Linked DNA regions of Mus musculus: regions 1, 2, 3 and 4 are each linked to region 5. Evidence: chromatin loops called from intact Hi-C (ENCODE). Cell type or tissue: heart. All regions are shown on one strand. Region 1 has its middle 5.0 kb from the start of Gm46001. Region 2 overlaps Sh2b1 (SH2B adaptor protein 1). Region 3 holds the start of Sh2b1 (SH2B adaptor protein 1). Region 4 overlaps 4930456A14Rik (a long non-coding RNA gene). Region 5 has its middle 3.2 kb from the start of Nfatc2ip.

The links. Hi-C counts contacts between places; a loop is a spot of excess contacts. Peaks named below come from ENCODE experiments on the same cell type or tissue, not always from the same donor. Only the 100,000 strongest peaks of a DNase experiment are listed, where the experiment ranks them.
Region 1: it touches region 5 in a loop (2.2-fold over the local background); 14 of 42 quality-filtered maps call a loop at or near these places.
Region 2: it touches region 5 in a loop (3-fold over the local background); 15 of 42 quality-filtered maps call a loop at or near these places.
Region 3: it touches region 5 in a loop (4-fold over the local background); 18 of 42 quality-filtered maps call a loop at or near these places.
Region 4: a loop joins it to region 5, with 7 times the contacts of the local background. A loop is called at or near these places in 27 of 42 quality-filtered maps.

What each region holds. Positions count from the first base shown.
Region 1 is chr7:126,479,013-126,484,012 of GRCm38, reverse strand. No RefSeq gene overlaps it. Among named protein-coding and RNA genes, the nearest start is that of Gm46001, 5.0 kb to the left of the region's middle. In heart, CTCF peaks have their summits at 1,473 and 2,185 (motif pointing left); a DNase peak (open chromatin) is centred at 1,392; H3K4me3 peaks cover 1,407 bases; H3K27ac peaks cover 1,319 bases.
Region 2 is chr7:126,464,445-126,469,444 of GRCm38, reverse strand. Sh2b1 (SH2B adaptor protein 1) reads left to right here. Exons shown (of 9, transcript NM_001289541.1): 6 at 117-320; 7 at 478-689; 8 at 804-1,025; 9 at 1,672-2,452. The coding sequence ends at 1,899. Among named protein-coding and RNA genes, the nearest start is that of Atp2a1, 3.9 kb to the right of the region's middle. In heart, a CTCF peak has its summit at 1,983 (motif pointing right); DNase peaks (open chromatin) are centred at 1,184, 1,914, 3,584, 4,404 and 1 weaker place; H3K4me3 peaks cover 666 bases; H3K27ac peaks cover 2,243 bases.
Region 3 is chr7:126,472,636-126,477,635 of GRCm38, reverse strand. It overlaps Sh2b1 (SH2B adaptor protein 1), which reads left to right and starts at 2,506. Exons shown (of 9, transcript NM_001289541.1): 1 at 2,506-2,640; 2 at 4,542-5,000. The coding sequence starts at 4,625. In heart, a CTCF peak has its summit at 2,146; DNase peaks (open chromatin) are centred at 2,175, 2,505 and 4,725; H3K4me3 peaks cover 3,247 bases; H3K27ac peaks cover 2,983 bases.
Region 4 is chr7:126,525,620-126,530,619 of GRCm38, reverse strand. All of the region lies in intron 1 of 4930456A14Rik (a long non-coding RNA gene), which reads right to left. Among named protein-coding and RNA genes, the nearest start is that of Atxn2l, 25 kb to the right of the region's middle. In heart, CTCF peaks have their summits at 935 (motif pointing right) and 2,119 (motif pointing right); no DNase peak of the experiment used is centred here; H3K27ac peaks cover 342 bases.
Region 5 is chr7:126,397,420-126,402,419 of GRCm38, reverse strand. No RefSeq gene overlaps it. Among named protein-coding and RNA genes, the nearest start is that of Nfatc2ip, 3.2 kb to the right of the region's middle. In heart, a CTCF peak has its summit at 2,690 (motif pointing left); a DNase peak (open chromatin) is centred at 2,689; H3K4me3 peaks cover 147 bases; H3K27ac peaks cover 118 bases.

The DNA.
Region 1 (5,000 bases), 82 kb before region 5:
CGCGTGCACACACACACACACACACACACATGTAAGTAAATAAATGAATAAACTAAAACTTTTTTTTAAAGCAATTGATATCTCTCTCTCCCTTTTTTTTTTAGATTTATTTATTTATTTATTACATGTAAGTACACTGTAGCTGTCTTCAGACACCCCAGAAGAGGGAGTCAGATCTCATTACAGATGGTTGTGAGCCACCATGTGGTTGCTGGGATTTGAACTTAGGACCTTTGGAAGAGCAGTCGGGTGCTCTTTACCCACTAAGCCATCTCACCAGCCCCTAAACTAAAACTTTTTAAAAGGTTTTTGTGAGCCAGGCTGGTGAAAGCTTTTAGTCCCAGAACTTGGGAAGCAGAGGCAAGCAAATCTCTGAGTTCAAGGCTGGCCTGGACTACAGAACAAGTTCTGGGACAACCAGGGCTATACAGAGAAACCCTGTTTTGAAAAAATAACAGAAAGTTTTGTGTGTGTGTGTAGAACCATTAACATTTTTGGAAGATGATCTTGAAATGGAATGGCCTTCCATCCCCCACCCCAAACAATTTATTATTTAGCTCTGTGGTAGACACCTGGGTTAATCTCGTTTGCAGTGTGGAAAGGTATTTTTCCTTTTCTCTCGGTGTTTTGTAAGCATCTCCTTTACCTTCTCACTGGCTTAATACAGAACTGAAAGGTCTAAGGCAAAGCAGGAGAGTATAGGCTAGACTTCTGGGCAGAGCTAGGAACTCCTAGAAAGAACTCTGGGCGGGAGATTTGCTAGTCAGTTTCATTACCCAGATGTGGAGGAAGAAGCAGGTACTGGTATTGAGGAGAGGTAGTGAGCCACGTGGTAGAACATAGATTAGTGTAAACGGGTTAATTTAAGATTTAATTTCATTTACGATCTAGTTGGGAACAAGCTCGCTAAATCCAAGCTTTTATAATTAATAAATGGTCTCTGTGTCATTACTTGGGTGGCTGGCAGCTAGAGACAGTCTGGTGATAATTGGTGCATTGAAGATGGAGCTAGAAATCAGAGCTGAGAGCCTGCAAAAGTCGTGGATGGAAGGCTGGGAACAAGTACTTCCTGAAGCAACACGGCTTCCCAGTGACAGTCTCTGAGGTAGGCGCAAGGTGGGATTGGGAAATCCAGAAAGGCTACCGGCTGAGGGTGGTTCCCCTAAAAACCCCTGCTGAGCAGCAAAGCCGGCTGCCAGATAGAGAACAGTGCACTTCCCCTGGCGCGGAGGGGCGGATTGAGCCATGGTCCAGCTAGAATAACTTCCCAGAGACTGCAGCCCAATTCAGGTCTGCCGCATCCTGGTGCAGCTGCTGGCTCCACCTTTCTGGAGCTGGGGCGGGGCGGGGCGGGGCGGGGCGGGGCGGGGCGAGCGCCCTTAGGAAAAGCCTGCAGCCACGAAGCATATAGTCCGTTGGAGAGGCATGTCCAGGGCTGGCACTAGGCGGAACCGGTAGGGTAACCCGCTAGACCAAGCCGAGGGGCGGAGCCGGCAATCAGTGCAGGGAGCTAGCTGAGCCGCAGAAGGGCACCAGGGCCAGCAAGCTGATCTCCAAGTCCAGACTAAAAGGCTGAAGTCCCAAACTTCTGAAAGGGTAATGAATTAAATTTGAAAACAGTAAAAGGGAAAAGAAACTGAACAGAGACGGTCATAGAAAGAAATACTGAGTTTGAATATTAAAAAATAAAGTCTCCGAAGGAAGAAGAAAGAGAAATAAATAAAAAATGTTCGGTAAATCTGCATAAAGTCTCCAAAGGGAGGAGAGAGAAAGGGAAATAAAGAAAAATGTTCTGTAAATGTGAATAGTCTCCAAAGAAAGGAGAGCAAAGGGGATATAAATAAAGATAGTTTGTAAGTGTGCTTAAAAGCTAAAGTCTCTGAAGGAAGGAGAGAGTTAGTGATTAAGAAGAAATTATTTTCTGTTTAAAATGGAGGTCACAATGGTAATGGCATTTCGATCCCATATAATTTTGTTTCGATTATCAGCACAGAAATAATTGTCAGTAGTGTTCACAATTTTATATATCCTCTTTAAGAAAGATCAGAATAAAACAGACCTAGATAAAGAGAGGGGTGAAAAATTGAATGCTAGATTAGAGTCGATAAAACAGAGAGATCTAATGATCCTTTGAACAAAACTTCCGAGGAATCCAACCTGAAGTCTATACCGCCACCTTGTGACAAAGAGGTAGAATAGCAGCCCATAGAAATGCTAGATAAACTTAGGCTGAGTTAAGAATACAGATTATATTTGATAATGACACCTTAGAGAAATATCACTAGATTACATGTTTCATTTTGTAGAGTTTGGAAAATTAATATATATATATAAATACATCATACAATGGACAACAGAAAAGGACCAGACACTGATGACAAGTAGCCCAGGCGATCCAGCCTCCTCACAGGCTGCCTCAGAAGCTGTTCCCTCAAAACTCTGCATCCAGAACAATTTCACATGCCTAGCTATGATGGTCCAGCCTCACAGACTGTTCCATCCAGGACTTCAGTTAATGCCTGCACTTTCTATCACACAGAGTCTAGACAGCAAATGATACAGTTAGCTTTAACAATGCCCAAATTTTCTTAGCCACCCCCACTTCCAGTAATGCTATTGCTTTCTGACAGCAGGAATCAATCTTTAGGAGAACAATACCCTCATTCATGAGATGGGTGGATGGTGGATGTTTGTTGTCATTTAAGGTGGGTTGGTCACAAGTTGTCATAATGGTTGCTGGGATTTGAACTCAGGACCTTTGGAAGAACAGTCAGTGCTCTTAACCACTGAGCGATCTCTCCAGCCCACCAAGCCCACATTTTTTCTTTGAACTCACAGAGATCTGTCTGCCTCTGCTTCCCAGGTGGAGGATCACACCCAGCCCTAAGGACATTTTCGTACAGCTAGAGTACTGTGAGCATTTCCAGCCCTCGCTCTTCCCAGTCAGGTCTGTCTCACTTCAAGCCGTCTGCTCTCCTTGTGTATCTTTGTATAACTTAGGACCCAGGGGACCGACACCAGCTTTTTGTCCTCCTGAGACTTAGTTCACTTAGTGCTTCTTTCCAGTTATCAGCATTTTCCTGAAAACAATACAACTTTGCTCTTTATGGCTTAAAAACTTCATTGCTCACAGAGGGTTAGGGTTAGACTGTTGTGACCTGCCATGTGGGTGCTGGGAGTCACCAAGCCCTTTGGAAGAGCATCCCATGCCATCTCTCCAGCCCTCATCACATACACGTTTTCTGTCTTAGTGTGAGTTTTCCCAGTCTGTATGCTCGTGGATCACATGAGTGCGTAGCAGCCTTGGGGATCAGAAGAGAATGCCAGACCTCCGGGTACTCTAGTTATAGAGCCCCAGTGTGGGGACTGGGGATTAAACCTAGGTGCACTGGGGGGGTCAGCTGTCCCAACCATAGTACATTTCCTTTATCCATTCCTTTGTTGGTAGACACCAGGGTTGTTGATGCCATAACTGAACTTTCACGCATAGTCCTCCAGTGAACATGAGTATGCAAGTATATGCAGGTACCCTAAGAGTCAAGTGGAGACTCTAGTTTTGTTCTCATGGAACTAAAGTCACACATAGTTTTTGTTTTTTGTTTTTTTTCCCCCTGAAACAGGGTTTCTCTGTATAGCACTGGCTGTCCTGGAACTTACTTTGTAGACCAGGTTGGCCTCGAACTCAGAAATCTGCCTGTCTCTGCCTCCCAAGCGCTGGGATTAAAGGCGTGTGCCACCACACCCGGCCACACATAGTTATGAACTACCCAATGTAGCTATTATTTATTTGGGAAAGGGTCTTGATGTTAGCCTGGGATGAACTTTTCATACGGACACGGCTGACCTCAAACTCACAGAAATCTACCTTCCTCTGCCTCCTAAGTGCTGGAATTAAAGCTGTGTGCATTATACCTGCCTGGGTTATTTATTTTTATGTGTATGGGTTTTGCCTGTCTGTCTGTCTGTCTGTCTGTCCTATGTGTGTACTTCATGCTCCAAGAGGACAGAAAAGGATGTCAGATTCTCTGGAACTATATTTACAGACAGTTGGAGCTGCTACATGGGGGCTGGGAATTGAACCGGCTCTTCTGGAAGAACACCCAGTACTCTCAACCACTGAGCCACCTCTCCTGCCCTCATTTTATTTATTTTAGAGAAAGGGTCTCACTATACAGTCTGAGCTGGCGTAAAAGTCACTATGTAGCCCAGGCTGGCCTCAAATTTACCTTGATCTTTCTGTATGAGCCTCCCAAGTGCTGGGATTACACGTATGAGTCATCGTACCTGGCTCAAATATTATAACTCATGCTATTGGAGACCTATGCCATAAAACAGGGACCCAGGAACCGACACCTAAATACCTAAAGTCGAGCTGACAAGATGGCTTAGCCAGTAAAGGTACCAATCGCCGGACCAACGACCAAACCTGACAAGTTAATCCTCAAGGCCCACGTGGCAGGAGGAGAGAACTGACCCCTCAAAGTTGTTCCCTGATGTCTATGGAACCTTGTGCTCAGACACACTCAGCAACTGGAACTTTAAAAAATTAAATTTCATTTGCTTGCCTGTTTTTTGTTTGGTTGGTTTTTTAAATTTTGTTTAGGTCAGACACAGTGTTGAATATCTCTAATCTCAGCACTCAGAAGCCAGAGACAGCCAGATCTTTGTGAGTTCCAGTCTACACAGTGAGTTCTAGGTCAGATAGGACTACACAGTGAGACCTTGTCTCAAAAACACTTATAGTGTACCAGCACACGTGGCTAATTTTTTTTTTTTTTTTTTTGGTTTTCCGAGGCAGGGTTTCTCTGTATAGCCCTGGCTGTCCTGGAACTCACTTTGTAGACCAGGCTGGGCTCGAACTCAGAAATCCACCTGCCTTTGCCTCCCGAGTGCTGGGATTAAAGGCGTGTGCTATTCATCTTTTAATATTTGTTCTATGTGTGTGCCTGAGTGTGTGTATGTAGAACTGGAATTATAGTTGATTATGAGCCACCTTGTAT
Region 2 (5,000 bases), 67 kb before region 5:
AGAGGCACGGGGGCTGGGCACGCAAGTGGACAGCCAATGGGGAGATGGCAGGAGCCCAGGCCTGCAGGAGCAGAACCTGTGTCATTCTCAAGTTTGGTCCCTCTGTTTTCTTTCAGGAGCTTATGGGGGCCTCTCAGACCGGCCATCGGCGTCCTTCTCCCCTAGTTCTGCCTCCATTGCTGCCTCCCATTTTGATTCGATGGAACTGCTTCCTCCAGAATTGCCTCCTCGAATTCCCATTGAGGAGGGGCCTCCAGCAGGGACAGTTCATCCCCTCTCTACCCCCTACCCTCCCCTGGATACTCCAGAAGCAGCCACAGGTATTGGGTGCATGTGTATTTGTGTCTGGTTTGTGATCCTGTATTGGAACTGGAGGGATCAAGCCGGGGAAGAACCAGTGACCTGGTGTCTCAAGGGGAAAACTGGGCTAGGGAGAGGCCTCTGACACCTGCTTTTCCCTCTCTCTCCTTCCTGAAGGATCGTTCCTGTTCCAAGGGGAGTCAGAGGGGGGTGAGGGGGATCAGCCCCTCTCAGGCTATCCTTGGTTCCACGGCATGCTCTCTCGACTCAAAGCTGCCCAGTTAGTGTTAGAAGGAGGCACTGGCTCCCATGGTGTCTTCTTGGTACGCCAGAGTGAGACAAGGCGTGGTGAATATGTCCTCACTTTCAACTTCCAGGGCAAGGCCAAGGTGAGTGGCCCTGAAGGAGAATCTGGGGATCTGGGGATCCCATTGTGCAGGGGAGGAAGGATGTCTAACTGACAGGGACTTTAACTCCCACCTCACTTGTCATCCTGCCCTCAGCACCTGCGCTTGTCACTAAATGAGGAGGGACAGTGCCGGGTCCAACATCTGTGGTTCCAGTCCATTTTCGATATGCTTGAGCACTTCCGGGTGCACCCCATCCCTCTGGAGTCTGGAGGCTCCAGTGATGTTGTCCTTGTCAGCTATGTGCCCTCCCAGCGGCAGCAGGGTGAGCAGAGCAGGTCTGCAGGGGAGGAGGTGCCCGTGCACCCAAGAAGTGAGGTGTGTGTGCCAGGAAGACGGGGTTGGGGGGGTGGAGGAAAGGCCCTGTTAGTGGGGAGCAGGGCAGTCAGGTACCTGGGCAGGGACCTAGAAGGGAAGCAGAAGGCTGACAGGATGCAGGCAGAGGCTCCTCTTGGGGCAGGGGCAGTGGAGAGCTGGGTGCTGCATTCCCATTCCATTGGACCCTCCGCGCCATCATTGTCTGTCTCCTGGACCCATCCTCCTCGGCCTTGTCTTTGGCCTTTTGGGGGATTCATGGCCTGATCCCCTCCTTCCTCCCTTGATGTCTGATGTCCCTGTCTGATCTCTCACTTTCCCCCACCCACCATCCCATCTGTCCCCACGTTGCCCCTCCCCTCCCCTCCCCCAGGCCGGGAGCAGGCTGGGAGCCATGCAGGGGTGTGCGAGGGCGACCGATGCTACCCCGATGCCTCCTCCACCCTCCTGCCCTTCGGAGCGAGTGACTGTGTGTAAGTGTGGTCCTCTCACCACCGCCCATGATTCATCTTCCATGGAGGGGGGTTGCTCAGGAGATGGGACATGGGGGAGATAGCACATGGCTCCTTGGGGAGGACAAGCAAAGGGGAGGTCACCATAAGAACTCACTTCCTTCCACAAGCAATGTCTTCTCACCATTCTTATCCAGAACGGAGCACCTCCCGTGACCCAGCCCAGCCCTCTGAACCCCCTCCATGGACAGATCCCCCACATCCTGGGGCAGAAGAGGCGTCGGGGGCGCCAGAAGTTGCGGCAGCCACAGCCGCAGCAGCCAAAGAGAGGCAAGAGAAAGAGAAAGCGGGCAGTGGAGGGGTCCAGGAAGAGCTGGTCCCCGTGGCTGAGCTGGTCCCCATGGTTGAATTGGAAGAGGCCATAGCACCAGGCACTGAGGCTCAGGGTGGTGCTGGCTCTAGTGGGGACTTGGAGGTGTCCCTAATGGTACAGCTCCAGCAGCTACCACTAGGGGGCAACGGAGAAGAAGGGGGTCACCCCCGAGCCATTAATAATCAGTACTCATTTGTGTGAGATACCTGCCCACCCTCCATTTTCCTGCTCCCAGCCTTAAGTTGTGAGACTGAGCTGGGTAGGAACACAGAGGAAAGTGGGAGTCCCCTCCCTACATGCTTCCTGACCCTTGTCAGCCAAGGGTGTGTATGTTGGTACAAGTTGAGGTTCATGAGCCCTGTTAAGTCCCCAGTTACTACACACTACAGGTGCCCTTGCCCCAGGCCAAGGACTTGGGCTCCGTTACCTCCCTGAGGGGCTCTTATGGTCAGCCCCATCCCTGGGGGCTGTTTCCCCACTAATAACCCCCAACCCAACCAAGGGTGAGGGGGAAGGGCTGTCAGTTATATTAAGGTTGTTGTTGTTGTTTTAAACAAAATGGAAAAGCATAAATAAATAAAGGGTTTATCTCAGTTCCATCATGATGGCTGTGGCTGATATTTGGAGTAGGACCTGGGATGGGCGGATAAAGCTGTCTCTTGAGCTCAGGCCAAAGAGCTGGCCTGGGTCCAGGCCTTTTCATCCTCTAGTCAAGGCCTTCAGAACCACCTCTCTGCTCCGGTCCCCTTGGTTTGCTGAGTGCTTCAATGTAGAGCTCAGCAGTACTTTTGTGGGTTCCAGCATGTTCTGTTTTCAGGGTGATGGTATCTCTTAAGACGGTGTCTTATGTAACCTAAACGTACGATCTTCCTGCTTCAGCTGCCTGTGTGCTGAAGGAATTATACTGCCACGCCCTGCCAGTCTGTTCTTTTATTGGGACAAGATAGTGAAAGATGGGGTCACCAAAGGCCTTTACTTCACTGAATTGTTTTGAGTGAAACTCTTACCGTAGGAATGAAGCAGGCAGGAAATGCTGAAGTCGCAGGGCTGGGGAAGATTGACTGTAGCGGTGCAGTCTACAGAGGGGCCCAGGACCAGGACTGTCCTGGCTGTGAGGCCTGCTGCTGCCTCGTTTGCTGTATGAAGCTAAAGGCAAGGCAAGCGACTCTGGGCCCTGACAGCCTCTGTGTCATGTGACGTTTCAGCTTAGTTGGTGCTGCAGACATGTTTTGGCCTAATTGTTTCTGTCTGACTTAAATACTCGTCTCGAGGCTTCCCTCGAGAGTCTCAAGTTCCAGTTGCCTGGGTCCAGTTCTGCACATTCCCTGTCCCTACTACCCCGCTCCTCTGAGGTCCGAGCTGTTGGTTGGCATGGAGTGACTGATCACTACCATCAAACTCCCATTTTTAAATACAGACCCTGTCCTAAACACATCTTTCTGCACTGCATCTGTGTTTTCCAACGGGGGTGTCCTGGCTTCCCAGCTTAGGGGTGGGATATGTGTGTGTGTGTGTGTGTGTGTGTGTGTGTGTGTGTGTGTGTGTGTGTGTGTGTGTGTGAATGTGAGGCAAGCAGGATCTGATGACTCCCACCTACTGTGTTTCCCCCTGCCACCTTCCAGTGTCACTCTCCTCCCCTGGGAAAGTGGAACAGCCGATCTTCTGTCCCTCAGCTTCTGCCCCACCTCCAGGAGGCCCTACCCACGCTCATGACCTTGCTATTCTGGGCCTGTGTTAGTTCTGTGAGGAGACGGACAGGAGACAGCTGAGCTCACGGGCTACCGAGGATGGGGGTTGACTGGGGGAAGCCTGCTGGCTCTTACTTTACATCATCCCTGGAGCTCCCCAAATCGTGGCCTTGACTAGGGATTGAATTGGCCCTGTTGTGGAGGTTGGGTGGAAGGCAGCTGGAGACCTCGGTGCTGTGTTCTCCAAGTGAGATTGTTGGAGCTAGCCAATGGCCAGTGAGGGTTGTAGCACCTCTGTGGGAAGGCCTGATCCCCTCCTAATCTCATGGCAACTGGTGTTCAAGGGCTCCCCTCCCCCCATGCCTTGCCACCTTCAGGGACTTGCCATCCTGAGGTGGGCAAAAAGATACCCCTAGACTAACCTGTTCTGGCTAGATCTTCTAGGAGACAGTGAGACCCCCCTCCCCCCAGTAAGTCTTGTATGTGGAACTTGGGAGTGGGCCAGGCTCTGTTCTCATGCCTCTCAGAGCCAGGCCTTCCCTCAGTCTCAGAACTCAGGAGCAAGGACACCATCAGTCTTGGTGCCTTGGGAAGTAGTCTGTGAAATGACCTCATCTGCTCTTTCCCACCCCAGGTCAAAAGTGTTGTCCTGCAGCTCTAGGCCTCTGGGCCGGTAGCTTTCTCTCTCCAGCCTTCATTTATCTCTCTGGGAAGCTGGGAGAGGTAGAACCGAGTAACCTCAGAGAGCCTCTTTGGCAGGAGTGTCCTGTAAAGCCTGCCTTCTTTCCTCACTCAACTGCTTTGAAGCTCAGTGTCCCTGCTCCCGCTCGCTCTCCATGTTTGGGCATTCCTGCTGCTGGAAGCCTGTACCCCTGTCACTCCTCCAGGTGCTGCTGGGGGGAAGCCAGCTAGGGCCTGAGCCATCATGGCTGCTGAGCCTGCCTCTGGCCCCAGATGGAGGGTCCTGGGCCAGGCAGAAATGCCTGTTTATGTGACCCCTAGATTCTCACTCATTGTCTAAGCCCTACCACCTCGGGTCACAGCAGGACTCTACCTCGAGGGAGGGGTTTGTGGGAACTGTGAAAAGAGGGTGGGAAGGAACACCTTGTCCTGACTTCACCCCTCCCCCAAGTCTGGGCAGAAGGCAGGATGAATCCGAGGCTCAGCCCTTCATTTCTATCTCTCGGTGTTGGCCAGTGGTCACCCCAACAAGTGGGGCTTCTTTTTGTTCTGTGGGCTCTGCTGCCTTATCATTCTGTCTGTGCACTGGAGCCCTTGTGTGGGACCTGCTCCTTGGTTCTTTCAGGGAAACTGAGGCCTGGGTAGAGGTGGGACCTGTGTTCCAGGGCTACAGTGCTGCTGGTCCTCACTGACCTTTCTATCTCTAGTCCCATGGAAACTTTACTGCCTCAGTTTCCCCCTGCTTGCAGCCTGGCCCATATACCCCGGCTGCTCCTCCTCCAGC
Region 3 (5,000 bases), 75 kb before region 5:
CAGACTAATTCAATCACTTCGAAAACTCTGATTGAGTTCTGGGAAGTAGCTCAGCAGCAAAATATCTAGCACGTTCCCGGCCCTGGGTTTGATCCTCAACACTGACCCTGCCCCACTTCCAAAAGGCCGGACAGTTTAGACAGAACATACCCAAACTTATCAATAGCCATTTGCCCTTTTGTGTTCTTTTTTTTTTGTGTGTGTGTGTACCTTTCTTTTTTTTTTTTATAGAGACTATCACTTGTAACTTTAATTTTTTTTCAAATCCTATTTTTTTTTAGATTTATTTATTTATTATATGTAAGTACACTGTAGCTGTCTTCAGACACTCCAGAAGAGGGCGTCAGATCTTGTTACAGATGGTTGTGAGCCACCATGTGGTTGCTGGGATTTGAACTCCGGACCTTTGGAAGAACAGTCGGGTGCTCTTACCCACTGAGCCATCTCACCAGCCCCCTTTTGTGTTCTTGAACTCTGTCTATGCTAGTTGATGACTAGGTTCGCTAGAGGGAGGGTGTGGGAAACAGTCACAGGAAAGGGATCTCTACATTTGCCTCTTCCTTTAAAATGGTAACAAAGGTAGATAATCCTGGCAATGAAGACCTGACAAAGTTAATCCTGAGCTGGTGCCTAGTGCTGTGATACAGCCTGGGTGATTTAAGACTGGCTAAGCCACAGGTCTGGAGAGAGAGTTCAGTAGTTAGGAGCACATGGTACTCTTGCAGTGGGCCATTTATATACAGATAAACCACACAGATATGGAACATAATTTTTAAAAAATCTTTTAAAAACAAAAGACTGAGTACACCAGAACTTGTCTGTTTTTTTCTAAGATTTTCTAACTCCATGGGGGCAAGATGGCACCTCTAGACAAACGTTCGTTATGTGCAACAAGTTCTTTATCTATATCCATCTTCTGGGTCACTTGCCTCTGGGTTCCAGGATAGCACTTGATCTAGTCAGCTAGTTGGCTTTGGAGATTTTTAATTTTTTTTTTTTTAAATTTTGAGACATGGTTTTCATTGTTTATCCCTGGCCATCCTAGAACTTGCTGTATATACCAGGCTGGCTTAGAACTCAGATATCCACCTGCCTCAGCCTCCAAAGTGCTGGGATTAAAGGCATTGCTCCTTACTGCCTGGCTTAAATTTTCCAAAATTAATATTATTTTATCTTATATGTGCGTTTTGCCTGCCTGCGTGTATGTACGTGTCCCTGTTGAGGTCATAAGGCATCAGATCCCCTGGAGCTGGAGTTATAGTCAGTTCTGAACCACCATGTGGTTGCGGGGCCTCTGCAAGAGCTGCTAGTCTTTTAATCACTTAGCTCTCTTTCCAGCAGTGTGACTTATTTACATTTTATTACCACTTTGTTTATGTGTATGTGATGGGGGGGGGGTATCACACATGTGTGGTGTGTGTGCCATGTTCTAAGTCAGAAGCCAACTTTCCAACATCCTTTCTCTTTCCACAGTGGGTTATGGGGAGGGAATTCTGGCTAATCAGGTTTGCATAGAAAACACAAGCACTTTTACTGAAAAGGCATCTCACTAGCCTAATTCTGAAAATTTTATTGATGATCTTAGAAAGAGTGATACTCCTTACACTGAGTTGCTTAACTATTAGGATTTAAATTTGAATCTATGGAAAACCATCTTGCCACACCAAGAAGACTAGAGCCCCTCTGTGGGTGAAAGCGACCGACCGCACGAGTAGAGTACAATCACAGATGACAAGCTATAGACATAATCTTTTGGGCCCTGTCAATGATCCCAATCTACTCTGGCCTTTTCAATTACTTCAGCTGTAGTGACGCTGGATCAATGCGAGCTTGGGTTGCTAGAAGGTATTTGTGCGCAAGGTCTCAACAGCACTTTGTACCTTACTTCGTCATCCCTCTAACTTGCCCTGAAGCCTCTCTTGAACTTCAAGCTCTATCTCTATGTACCTACTGATGACCCGCAAGCATGTCCAAAACTGACCTCACTATTGCTGTCCCAACTTTAGTTCCCGTCTAAGGTAGAGCCCTCCAGGACCACCTTGTCCCTTTCCCCTAAAAGACCAAGGTCGTTAAGTTCAGGCTCCGCCCACTCCACTCGGCCTCCCAAGGTCACCGCTACATCGCTCGCCAGATCCCTGGGGGCGGTGTCCGTGTACCCCTCGATGCAGGGCCAGGCGCTCTAGGCTGCAGCCAGCTCTTCAAAGAGCTTTATCATCTCGCTGATTTCTTTTAGTGGGCGGCTACTCTCTCCGCTCAAGTGGCTTCTCTATGGTTAACTTCTCGCCTTTGTCTAGAATTTGCTTCGGATGACGGACCCAACGCCTTCCCACAGCTGCCTCAGTGGTTCCTTTTAGGTACAACTGCCGAAGCCACGGGAGCTTAGTGAGACCTGTGTTGGCGTAGCTCCTGAAAACCTCGGCGCCGAGAACGATGGCGGAAGTGAATACGAAGGTGCCCTCCTTCTTACTGCTCTTCTCTATGGTCGCTTCCTTCCGCGTCGGGGAACCCGTCCCAGCGCCTGCGCAGAAGCGCGTGCTGGGAGCCCGTCGCGGAGGCGGGGGGCACAGGGAGCGGGAGCTGCGGCCGTCGCCGCCGCCGCCGCTGCCGCCGCCGGAGCTAAGCGCGGGGACCGAGATGCAGGTGGGACCGGAACCGGAACCCCCCTCTTCAAGTGCCTCTTTCCTCTCCGGACTCGACCCTGTCGTCTGAGAAGCCTGGGCGGGGGTGGGCGTGGGGGCTCGGGGCTGGAGGGGTGCTCGGCTCCCGAGAGGGCAGCAGATAGTTGGTCCCTCGGAGGCTCCGGCCCAGGGGCTTGTGGAGGGTGTCCAACGACTAGGATCGGGTCCGAGTGATTAACCACGGGGCCCGGAGGGTCCGAACCTGGAGCGCAGCCTGCACCCTCCACCACCCGCCCTTCTGGAATGTCAGAACTAAGCCAAGAGGCAGGTGCACCGGAAAACTGTGACTGAGCCGTCTTGGCAGAAGAGAAACTGAGTCACCAGTCCAGGAACCGCAGGGTCAGCGGGCCTGAAGGGGGCTGGGTCGGCCAGTAGTGCTGAGGGCTGGGTGGGCCTGTGTGAGCCGAGGTAGCCTCTGGCTGGGGACTGTCTCTGCCGTGCCTGCGCCTCTTGGCCCCGATTCCCCTGTGCTCTGTGACTCCCGCATCTCCTGGCTGCTTCTCCCTGGTTTGGAGTTGTCCCTGTGGTTGGAGCCATCGGAGTATGTAGGAAAGGCCAAGGAGGAAGGGGAGGGGGGGGGGGTCTCTGACTTGCAGCTTGGTTGTAGGCTTGATGAAGAGGCTGGCATCACTGATAGTTTGGGTAGACTTTCCTGAGCCGTCCAGAGGTGTCTCCTTTCAGTCGATCATAGGGCAGGACCACTCACCAAAGAGCCACCGGTTGTAAATTACATATGGAGCTCTGTCACTTTCTAGCTGTGATGTAAGAGTTGGGGCACCCGCAGAAGCGCTTCCTTTCTGGAGCGCAAATGGGACCCATCATACTGTCCTCCCCCATAAAAAATAGTTACAGTGGCAGTGATGTCTTGTGTGCTTACTGTGGAAAGCATAGACATGTTCCTTGTCATTTCATTTCTCCTGACAACTGTAGCAGGTAGCGGTTAGTAACTGTGTTTTACAGAGACAAAAGCTAGGTTCACACAGCTAACAGGTGGACTGAGCTGGGGCTTGAGTCCAAAACTCACAGGTACACTCCCCAGGGAGTGAAAATTCCTGAGCCCCGGCTCCGTGCGATGCCTTACTTCTGTGGCTAGTAAAGACTTGTCCTGACCCAACACACCATCTCTTTTTCTCTAGCGCTGCTATCACTCAGCCCTAGACTGTAGGGGCAACCCAGAGATTGGCCTTCAGCCAATCCAAGTCTTCCCACAGGGCTTAAGTGCTGGGTTATAGGATCAGCTTCGAAGACAACTGAGCCTTCAGTCCAACTTCCACTCATTGGACCTATGATGCAAGGTCTTTAAAGGGTGTAATCCCTGCACCCTTTGGTCCCCTGAGAACAGAGCAGTGGGAGCTGTGGTCGAGGCTGGTCCAGCATATCCCTGGAGACTAGAACTGTGCAGTGGGAAATGCGGTAGACTCTGAGTTCTGGAACTTGTTTGAATCTCTGTTTGAATCTCCGTTTCCTCATCTGTAAGAGGTTAGTAAGTTGTCTAAGGAAAGGTAAAATGACCTTGTAGAGCCCTCTGGAATGGCACACTTAAAATGTGTGATAGTTAGGGAAGGTTTTGTCTTAGAGAAGGGATGGCAGTGATCTTAAGAGTCCCCTGTGGGGTAAGATGCTCCAAGGCCCTTTCCTGGGTCCCACAACAGGGAGAGGGGTGACAAAGGCAGCAGGATTGGGCTTAGCATCCTTCATCCCTGGGGTATATGAGGGTTATTGATCTTGAAGAGGGCAAAACAGTTTAGTTCTCTTCGCCTGTTGCTCTCTGAGGAGCCTGGAGGGGAGTCCCTGGCCTGGGCTGAGATATAACTCAATCTCACTTCTACAGTAACTCAGTGTATGTGCCTCTTCTTTCTACAGCTGTTGCCGCACATCCCGTGTCTTCTGGCTGCTTCCCTATTTGTTCCCCGCAGGCTTCCCTTGTCCTCCTCCTGGGGCCCATCATGAATGGTGCCCCTTCCCCAGAGGATGGGGTCTTCCCTTCTCCGCCAGCGCTGCCACCACCCCCTCCCCCAAGTTGGCAAGAGTTCTGTGAGTCCCATGCGAGGGCAGCTGCCCTGGATCTTGCCCGACGTTTTCGCCTCTACCTGGCCTCCCACCCACAGTATGCAGAGCCGGGAGCAGAGGCCGCTTTTTCTGGCCGTTTTGCTGAGCTCTTCCTGCAGCACTTCGAAGCCGAGGTGGCTCGGGCCTCGGGCTCACTCTCCCCACCTGTCCTGGCTCCATTGAGCCCTGGTGTGGAAATCCCACCATCACACGACCTGTCCCTTGAGAGCTGCAGGGTGGGTGGGCCCCTAGCAGTGTTGGGCCCTTCTCGAT
Region 4 (5,000 bases), 130 kb before region 5:
TGGACACTGCCATGTTCTTGCCTTCATGATAATGGACTGAACCTCTGAACCTGTAAGCCAGCCCCAATTAAATGCTGTCCTTATAAGAGTTGCCTTAGTCATGGCCTCTGATCACAGCAGTGAAACCCTAAGTAAGACACCACCTTAAATGACAACAAGCACCCATCATCCATCCCACTTTTTGGGAATGGGGCATTGTCCTCGTTAGACTGCTTTTTGCTGTCTGGGGGATGACAGCATCTTTTGGGAGCCCTAAGAAAATTGGGATATTGGCCAAGTCCTAGGAAAGCTAATTGTATCATTCGTTGATCAGTCTCTGTGTGATGGGAAAGTGCAGGGATTAACAGAAGTCCTGGATGGAACAGTCTGTCAGGCTAGACCATGAACATTTTGAAGTTGTTCTGGATGCAGATTTTTTGGGAAACAGTTACTGAGGCAGCCTGTGAGGCCCGATCACCTAGGCTACTTGTCTTGTCTTCTTTGTTGTCTGGTTCCTTTGCTCTGTAAGCTTTTAAAGGTAATATCCATTTTTTGCATTAACACATGTATGAAATATGCAGTATTGGGGCTGAAGAGATGGCTCAGTGGTTAAGAGCACTGACTGCTCTTCCAGAGGTCCTGAGTTCAATTCCCAGAAACCACATGGTGGCTCAAAACCATCATGCAAAAATCAGTTAAAGATGACTTGCTGGTCAATGTTGGAGCAGAGAAGGCATCTGTCTTTTTTTTTTTTAAGATTTATTTATTTATTTTATATATGTGAGTACACTGTAGCTGTACAGATTGGTTGTGAGCCTTCATGTGGTTGTTGGGAAATGAATTTTTAGGACCTTTGCTTGCTCTGGTCGGTCAACTCTGCTCCCTCAGTCCCTGCTTGCTCTGGCCCAAAGATTTATTTATTATTATACATAAGTGCACTGTAGCTGACCAGAAGAGGGCATCAGATCTCAATATATATGGTTATGAACCACCATGTGGTTTTTTTGTTGTTGTTGTTGTTTTGTTTTGGTTTTTCGAGACAGGGTTTCTCTGTGTAGCCCTGGCTGTCCTGGCACTCACTTTGTAGACCAGGCTGGCCTCGAACTCAGAAATCCGCCTGCCTCTGCCTCCCGAGTGCTGGGTTTAAAGGCGTGCGCCACCATGCCTGGCCCACCATGTGGTTTTAAACTCAGGACCTTCGGAAGAGCAGTCAGTGCTCTTACCCACTGAGCCATCTTGCCAGCCCCTCTGTCTTTCTTTATGAATCTGTTTGGACTGCTGTCATATAAATTTTCATCCATGCCATCTGAAAGATGGCATGATAAGTCCTGAGGAGCCAGTAGTCAACACCATCTATTGGCCATGCAGAGACATTTTCACGTCGCAGGCAGGCTCCGAGATGTTCCCATAGGGAAGGGTCAGAATTCATTTTACCTGTTTTGTTCTTGGTTTCTTTCTTCATTTCTGCAACCAGGATTTTCAGGAGGTCTCCCTGGATCAAATCCAATCTTTATTCATTTCCATGGAAACAAAGACAAAACCTCTCCCCAACACAACACGTTTCCTGCCTTCAATCCGAGGAGATCATATCCATGTGCTGATCTAGTCCAGCAGTTTTTTTCCATAATCCAATGTCTCTCAGCAGCTGTTGTTTTTGCTTATTTACATTTAAAATCTTAAAGTTAATAAAGCAATATGTCATCTACCCCATATTCTCCTTCTGTTTTATGAGTGTCTCCTTTAAAGTGTAGTTAGATCTTTTTACATTCGTTTGACCTGTAAAATTGTGAGATATGCCAGTAATATGTTTCATGCCATAATGTCTAAAATATTATTGTATTCTAGTGAATACACATGTCAAAGTTTCATCAGCTTCAATCTGTAAAGGCATTTCCAAGATACCCATCACCTCTCATAAATGTGTAATCTCAGAGTCAGCCCTTTTAAAACTTGAGGCAGAAACATATTGAATTCTTGACTAAGTATCAATTGTATGATGTATTAACATATGTATCTTAATTTTCCAAACTTTACAAAATAAAACATATAATCAATTATTTGCCATTGCTCTAAGCATCATTAAACAGAATCTGTATTCCTCAGCATAAATAAATCTTATCTAGGAATTTAGCAGGCTGGCATTCTGCAATTTTACCACAAGGTGGAGATGTAGGCTTTAGATTAGATTCCTCTGACACTCCTTTGTTCTGAATCAAGGATTTTTCGGATCTTTTCTTTCTTCTTCTTTTTTATTTTCCCCCCATTAATTTATTCACTTTACATCACAATCACACACACCCCTCCCAGTGCCCCCTTACAAACCTCCTCCCCTGCTTCTCCTCTGAGAATGGGGAGGCCTCCCCTGGGAATCACTCCACCCTAGCACATCAAGTCACTACAGGACTAGGTACATCTTTCACTGAGGTAAGACATGGCAGCCCAGCTTGGGGAAAACAGGATCCACTGGCAGGCAACAGATTCAGGAACAGCCCTGCTCCGGTTGTTGGGAGGGGTCCCTCATGAAGACCAAGCTGCATATCTGCTACAGATGTACATGGAGCCTAGGCCTGGCCTATGTGTTCTCTTTTGTTAGTAGTTCAGTCTCTGGGAGCTCCCAAGGGTTCAGGTTAGTTGACTCTGTTGGTCTTCCTGTGGAGTTCCTGTCCCCTCTGAGTCCCTCAATTTTTCCCCCAACTGTTCCACAAAACAGTTCCATCTAATGTTTGGCTGTAGGTCTTTGCATCTGTTTCGGTCAGCTCTAGCTGGAACCTCTCAGAGGACAGTTATGTTAGGCTCCTGTCTGCAAGCATCACAGAGTATCATTAACAGTGTCAAGGATTAGTTCTTGCCCATGGGATGGGTCTCAAGTTGGGCCAGTCATTGGTTGGCCATTCCCTCAGTATCACTCCATCTTTGCCCCTGCACTTCTTATAGGCAGGCCAAGTTTTAGGTTGAAGGTTTTGGGGGTGGGTTGGTGTTTCTGCTCTATCTTTGTCCCTGCACATCCTGTAAGATACATTTTGGGTCAAAGGCTTTGTGGGTGGGTTGCTTTCCTTATTCCTACACTGGGTATCCTGTCTGGCTACAGGAGGTGGCCACTTCAGGCTCCATATCCCCCACTGCTAGAAGTCTCAGCTAGTCACCCTTATAGACTCCCTGGAGCCTCCCCCATCCCAGGTCTCTGACATGTCCTAGAGATGCCCACACCTCTTGCCAGCTGCTGGTTTTCCGTGTCTTACTCTCCTGGCCTTCCCTCCCCAAAAGAGATGGCCCCCTTCCCCTACCCATTTCTTCTCCAATTCCCTCTCTCCATCATCTCTGATCACTATTTTATTATTTACACCTTCTGAGTGAGATTCAAGCATTCTCCCTTGAGCTTCTTATTTCCTTCTTCTTATTCCTTGGGTTTCTTATTCCCTCCATCTTATTTAGCTTCTTTGGATCTATAGCATGGGTATCCTGTACTTTATGGCTAATATCCATTTATAAGTGAGTATATATCATGCATATTCTTTGGGTCTGGATGCCTCATTCAGGATGTTATTTTCTAGTTCCATCCATGATGTCCTTGTTTTTAATAGCTGAGTAGTATTCCATTGTGTAAATGAACCATAGTTTCTTTATCCATTCTTCTGTTGAGAGGCATTTATGTTATTTCCAGATTCTGGCTATTACAAATAAAGGTGCTATGAACAACAAGGCAAGTGTCCTTGTCATATGGTGGAGCATCTTTTGGGTGCTCAGGAGTGGTATAGCTGAGTCTTGAGTAGGACTATTCCCAATTTTCTGAGAAACCACCAAATTGATTAGCAGAATGGATGTGAAAGTTTGCACTCCCACAAGCAATGGAGGAGAGTTCCCCTTTCTCCAAATCCTCAACAGCATGTGCTGTCACTTGAGTTTTTGATCTTAGCCATTCTGATAGGGGTAAGGTGAAATCTCAGGGTTGTTTTGATTTGCATTTGCCTGATGACCTAAGGATATTAAATGTTTTGTTAAGTGTTTCTTGGCCATTTGAAAGTCCTCTGTTGGGCTGGTGAGATAGCTCAGCAGTTAAGAGCACTGACTGCTCTTGCAAAGGTCCTGAGTTCAAATCCCAGCATCCACATGGTGGCTCACAACCATCCATAATGAGATCTGATGCCCTCTTCTGGAGTGTCTGAAGACAGTTACAGTGTACTCACATATAATAAATAAATACATCTTAAAAAAAAATAAAAAAAGATGAAAGTCCTCTGTTGAGAATTCTCAATACCCCATTTTTTAACTGGGTTATTTGGTTTGTTGGTGTGAAACTTCTTGAGTTCTTTATATATTTTGGATATTAGCACTCTGTCAGCTACAAGGTTGGTGAAAATCTTTTCCCATTCTGTAGGCTGCCATTTTGTCCTATTGACAATCCTTTGCCTTATAGAAGCTTTTCAGTTTCATGAGGTCCCATTTACTAATTGTTGATCTTAGTGCCTGAGCTATTGGTGTTCTGTTCAGGAAGTTGTCTCCTGTACCAGTGTGTTCGAGGCAATTTACCATTTTCTCTTCTTTAGATTTAGTGTATCTGGTTTTGTTTTGGTTTGGTTTTTTGTTTTTGTTTTTGGAGACAGGGTTTCTCTGTGTAGCCCGGGCTGTCCTGGAACTCACTCTGTAGACCAGGCTGGCCTCAAACTCAGAAATCCGCCTGCCTCTGCCTCCCAAGTGCTGGGATTAAAGGCGTGTGCCGCCACCACCCGGCTGTGTATCTGGTTTTATGTTGAGGTCTTTGATCCTCTTGAGTTTTGTGCATGGAGATAAATATAGATCTATTTGCATTCTTCTATGTGCAGACATCCAATTAGATCAGCACCATTTGTTGAAGATGTTTTCTTTTTTCCATTGTCTGGTTTTGGCTTCACTGTAAAAAATCAAGTGTCAGCCAGGCGTGGTGGCGCACACCTTTAATCCCAGCACTCGGGAGGCAGAGGCAGGCGGATTTCTGAGTTCAAGGCCAGCCTGGTCTACAAAGTGAGCTCCAGGACAGCCAGGGC
Region 5 (5,000 bases):
AGTGTCTGTGGCCCGTGCTGTGGTAGAGGGTTGGGTTGATGTCTGTAGTCTGTACTGTCACTGGAGATCATGCTGAAGTCTGTGACACATGCTGACACTGGAGACCAAGTGGATGTCTGTGGTCCATACTGTCACCAGAAACCATGTGTGAATCTATGATGAGCGTCTCTCCTGACTGTAAAGGTCAAGCAAGGACCTTCTACAGTGACATGGATGACAGCATGCTTGCAATGGCTGCTTTCTTTTCTTTTTAATTTATTTAACCTTCTTTTATGTGCATTGGTGTGAGCGTGTCAGAACCCTTGGATCTGGAATTACAAATAGTTGTGAACTGCCATGTGGGTGCTGGGAATTGAACCTGGGTCCTTTGGAAGGACAGGGCCTTTAGCCTCTGCGCCATTTCTTCAGCACCCCAACTCACAGTTGAGAAGGAGGGACACAGAATGCTTGGGATGATAACCCTTACCCCCTCTTGCAAAATAACAGCTTAGACAGGAAGCCATCAAAGAGAAGTCTTAAACATTGTAATACGGATGCTAAAGTATAGCTCTCCACACCTGATGGCTTCTGGTTGGAGTATGGGTGGGGAAAAAACTAAGTTTTCTTTAAGGGGCTGCCCACTGGAAGTTTGACCATGTTGCAGTGAGGATATTGACAAGACAAATCAGACTTGTGGGTTTTTTTTTTTCTTTTCCTTCATTTTTTTTTTCGTGGGGTGGGTATCAGACCACTGTTTTCTCTGTAGCTCAGGATAATATATGAATTTCAATCATCAGCCCCCACCATTTACTCTTTTAAGGCTTCTTTTGTCGTTGTTTGAAACAGGAGCCCTATGTGTAACCATGGCTGTATTGAAACTCACTCCTGTAGACCAGGCTGCCCTTGAACCCCTAGAGATCTGCATGCCTTTGTCTTCTGAGGGCTGACCTAAAAAGTGTGCACCACCTCGCTTGGGAACCAACACTTTCCCGTATGCGTGTGCACGTAATTAAGCTACATTCTCCCCTTGTTAATCTGTCAACTTTTCTAGAGATTTTTATTTACCAAGCTCTCAGGCATAGAGGAAAGTTGTCCTTGTGAAAAGCATCTATTTAGGTCTGGAGAGATGGCTCAGTGGTTAAGAGCACTGACCCCTTGCTCTTCCAGAGGTCCTGAGTTCAATTCCAGTAACCACACGGTGACTCACAACCATATGCAATGGGATCACATGCCCTCTTCTGGTGTGTCTGAAGACAACTACAGTGTACTCATCTACATAAAATAAATAGATAAATCCTAAAAACAAAACAAAAATTATTTATTTTTATCTTAAATGCATTGGTGTTTTGCCTGCGTGTGTATCTGTGCGCCACATGCATGCAGTGCCTGCGGAGGCAGGAAGAGAGCATCGGATCCCCTGGAATTGAAGGTACAAGTGTTGTGAGCCTCTACGTGGCTGCTGGAAATCCAAGCCAGCAATAAATAAATCCAACCCAGCATAAAATACAACCTCTACAAGAGCCGTCTGAAGGACTTGGGAAGTAGAGGCAAACCATGTGAGGTCTCAAGTAAATGCTTTTGTTTCACATCTCCTGTTTACTCTTTATATTTCTTGTCTGTCATTCCTTATTTCCTTCATTCCTTCCCCCTTCTCCACCCCACCTTCATCTTGACATAGTCCTGTAATTTAGCCCAAGTTGGTCTTGAACTCATGACTCTTCTGCTTGATCTCCCTTGTGCTGGGATTACAGGCCAGCACAACCTGGCCTTATTGTTTTTTTTTTTCTCAGTTCATATAATTTATTACAGTTAGCACACAGTTTAAAAATTCACCAACACACCAATAGTACAAAACTAAACAGCATTATAAGTTATTCCCCCTCAGGAAATAAAACATACTATGATTGTCAAAGCTAAATGTCAGTCTAAGATTTAGAACAAAGGAAGAATGTGAAACTAAGTAAAAGAAAGAGCAATCACTCACAATGACCATTAAAAAAAGAAAATCCAAAAAAGTCCATTCTTCCACAGACATTGATTGTCTCCTCTAGATTAATAAAGATTATTTTAACATAAACTGTATTTAAAAAAAAAAACTAGAAACTCTTCCAGTAACTAAAGATAATGCTCCAAGGCCATTTTCACAGCTTTGTTTGTTTGTTTGTTTGTTTGCTTTAAATGCCATTACAGCCAAATTAACATACATTTGACCAAATATTTCCAAAACAGTCCAGCAATGTTGAACTGTGTGTTTAAAATGTGAATTACTGACCTTGTATACTGTAATTGATTACACGGGCTGGGGGGGAGGGTGTCAAAGAACTTGACAGGTTGTGTTGATGCTTTTAGTTGAGTCTTAAAAAGTAAATATTAATGCTACAGAAATGCATGAGTTTCAATATATTTTTGTCTTTGTTTGCATTGTATAACTTTAACGAGTGAGTTTAAAATTATTTAATTTCCTTAGAAAAATAGCACCATTTGGGAAAAAAAACTGGCCTTATTGTTAACAGTCCTAATGAGTATTTCTTCTGCAGAGGACGATTTTTCAGAGCTACATCCAGGTCTGCATTTCTCTAAACTGTCATCGCAAAATACATACTGCAGGGCGGGCATATTTTGGTCTGCATTAGGGCATTTGCTTTACCTTAGCTTAGTTGAGATGGAAGACCTTGCCTTTCTTTGGTAGACCACAGGAAAATAGCGGCCCCTGCTGGTGGCTGCATGTCTTTGATCCTGCCAGGGTAGAGTCAATTGGAGCAGGTGCGCAAGGGGTTATCACTGTTGTGTAGTGCAAGAGGTGCCCTGATAGACATTTGGGGCTCTGCCCCTCCCAAAACAATCCTGCATGGTGGTGTGTTGGGGGGGGGGCAAGCTGGCTAGAATAAAGACCCTGCTGTGAGTTGCATCAGATCAGCTCCTGTCTGGTTTTTTGGGGATCACAAACATTTCCCTGGCACAACAGAGCTGTACAGTCAGTCTCTTGTGTAAATAAAAAGGAGCAGAGAGGGAGGAGGGATGGAGAGATGCTGAGATAGTTCAGCAGGTAAAAACACTGGCTGTTCTTTCCGTGCTCATGACAAGGGCTCTGCAGCAAGTTCCTTCACCCACTGAGGCATCTTGTTGACTAGTTATTTATTGTACGGGGCTGGAGGTTAAACCCAAGGCTTCATGCATGCCAGTGTATTAGTGAGGCTTCTGCAGAGAAAAATTATTAATAGGACGAGTCTATTGCCAAGGCTGCAGGGGAGAATACTATGTTCTCAAAAGGTTTCAGAGTATATATGTGAGACTAACTTGTTTGGCTCCCGAGATACGGTCTGGGTAACCCAACAGTGGCTGCTCAGTCCGTGAAGCTCGATGTCTCGGCTGTCCCAATCTGGTGTCCTCACTGTACCCCAGAAGCCCAGGTAACGGCTATGTTATCACAGCAGCAATGCAGCAGGAGCAGAGAGGATGAGCTTGCCAGCAGAGTGTTTGCAACAGACAAAAACAAACAAACAAACAAACAAACAAACAAACAAAAAACCAGGGCTTCTTCTCTCACATCCTTTTATTTGAGATGCTCTTCCCACTTCAAATAATCTGATCCAAAAGAGCCTACACAGCTCCCCGAGGCTTGCATTTGATTCCAGACCCAGTCAAGCTGACAAGTGCCCACTCAGCTGTGACCCCAGTCCTCCTTCCCCCTTAAAAAAAATACTTATTTATTTTATGTTAATGAGTGCTCTATCTGCATGTATGCATGCATGACAGAAGAGGGTGTCAGATCCCATTACAGAGGATTGTGAGTCACCATGTGGCTGCTGGGAATTGAACCTCTGGAAGAGCAGTCAGAGATCTTAACTGCTGAGCCATCCCTCCAGCCCGTTTGTGTCTTTTCAGTAACAGAATCTACTAACAATAAATTCACAAATGTCAGTGGTCTTAATGGCAGCAATTTGTCACACACGATCCACCTATTTTAGTGATCTGGCCAAGGTGAATGCATGTTCTTTTATCCCAATCATAATTACTAATATTAACTCTCACATGACACAACAGACAGCAAATTATATCTCCCTGCATATATAAGATTTACAGAATAAACAGAAAGGGCTACATTAGAGTTCAAAAGGTCTCAGAAGTGAACTGATGGAGTCTGCATTGATAACTAATCAGGCCAGTGACAGGAGGGAGCTGCTGGAACCAGGATTCAAAAGCAGGAAATGGTGGCTTTAAGTCCAGGTTGGGTCAGGAGAGCAGGGGTAGGGGTAGGCAGCTGAGCAGGCCAGGCAACAGTGGGAAACTGAGGCAAGCTAAGCTCCAGAGAAAGTCAGAGAACCCTCTGCTTATCAGTCTATGATTTAGTCATCGGGTATCAGGCGACAGGATATTGTGGAGGCATACCATCTCAGTGGCAGGCATCCATCACTTTATGGGCTCCTTATGAGGAAGTCATACTCTTGGTCTGGCCTACCTGATAAGTTCTTGGATCTGGTTTCCCCAGTTTGATTTTTTTAGGGGGGGGGGTCGGTTGAGACCGGCTTTTTCTGTGCAGTGCTGGCTGTCCTGGAACTCACTCTGTAGACCAAACTGGCCTTGAACTCACAGAGATTTGCCTGCCTCTGCCTCCCAAGTGCTTGATTAAAGTCTTGTGCCACCACTGCCCAGTGATGTCTGCATTTCAAAGAGAAGACTCTACCTTGAATTGCTGAGTTGTGAAAAGGCAAGGGGTTTATTAAGACATTAGAAGGATTAGCATATGCACAACCATGGTACTGACAGTACTTACATTTTTTTCAGTTAATTTCCACATGCATGAGTGAATGCCAGCAGGGTATTGACCAGCAGACAAACATTAAACCATCAAAGACCTCTCAGAATTCAGACCTTTCTGAGTTTTGAAGTTGTATTGTTTCCCAAACGAGCTAAGTGTGCATAGCATGTTGCTGGAAAGCGCAGCTAGCTCCCAGTCAGTCTACAATCACGAGCATGAACCCTGGTGCTCTGTAGTACATTGTGCAGATAAGCGGCAGCAA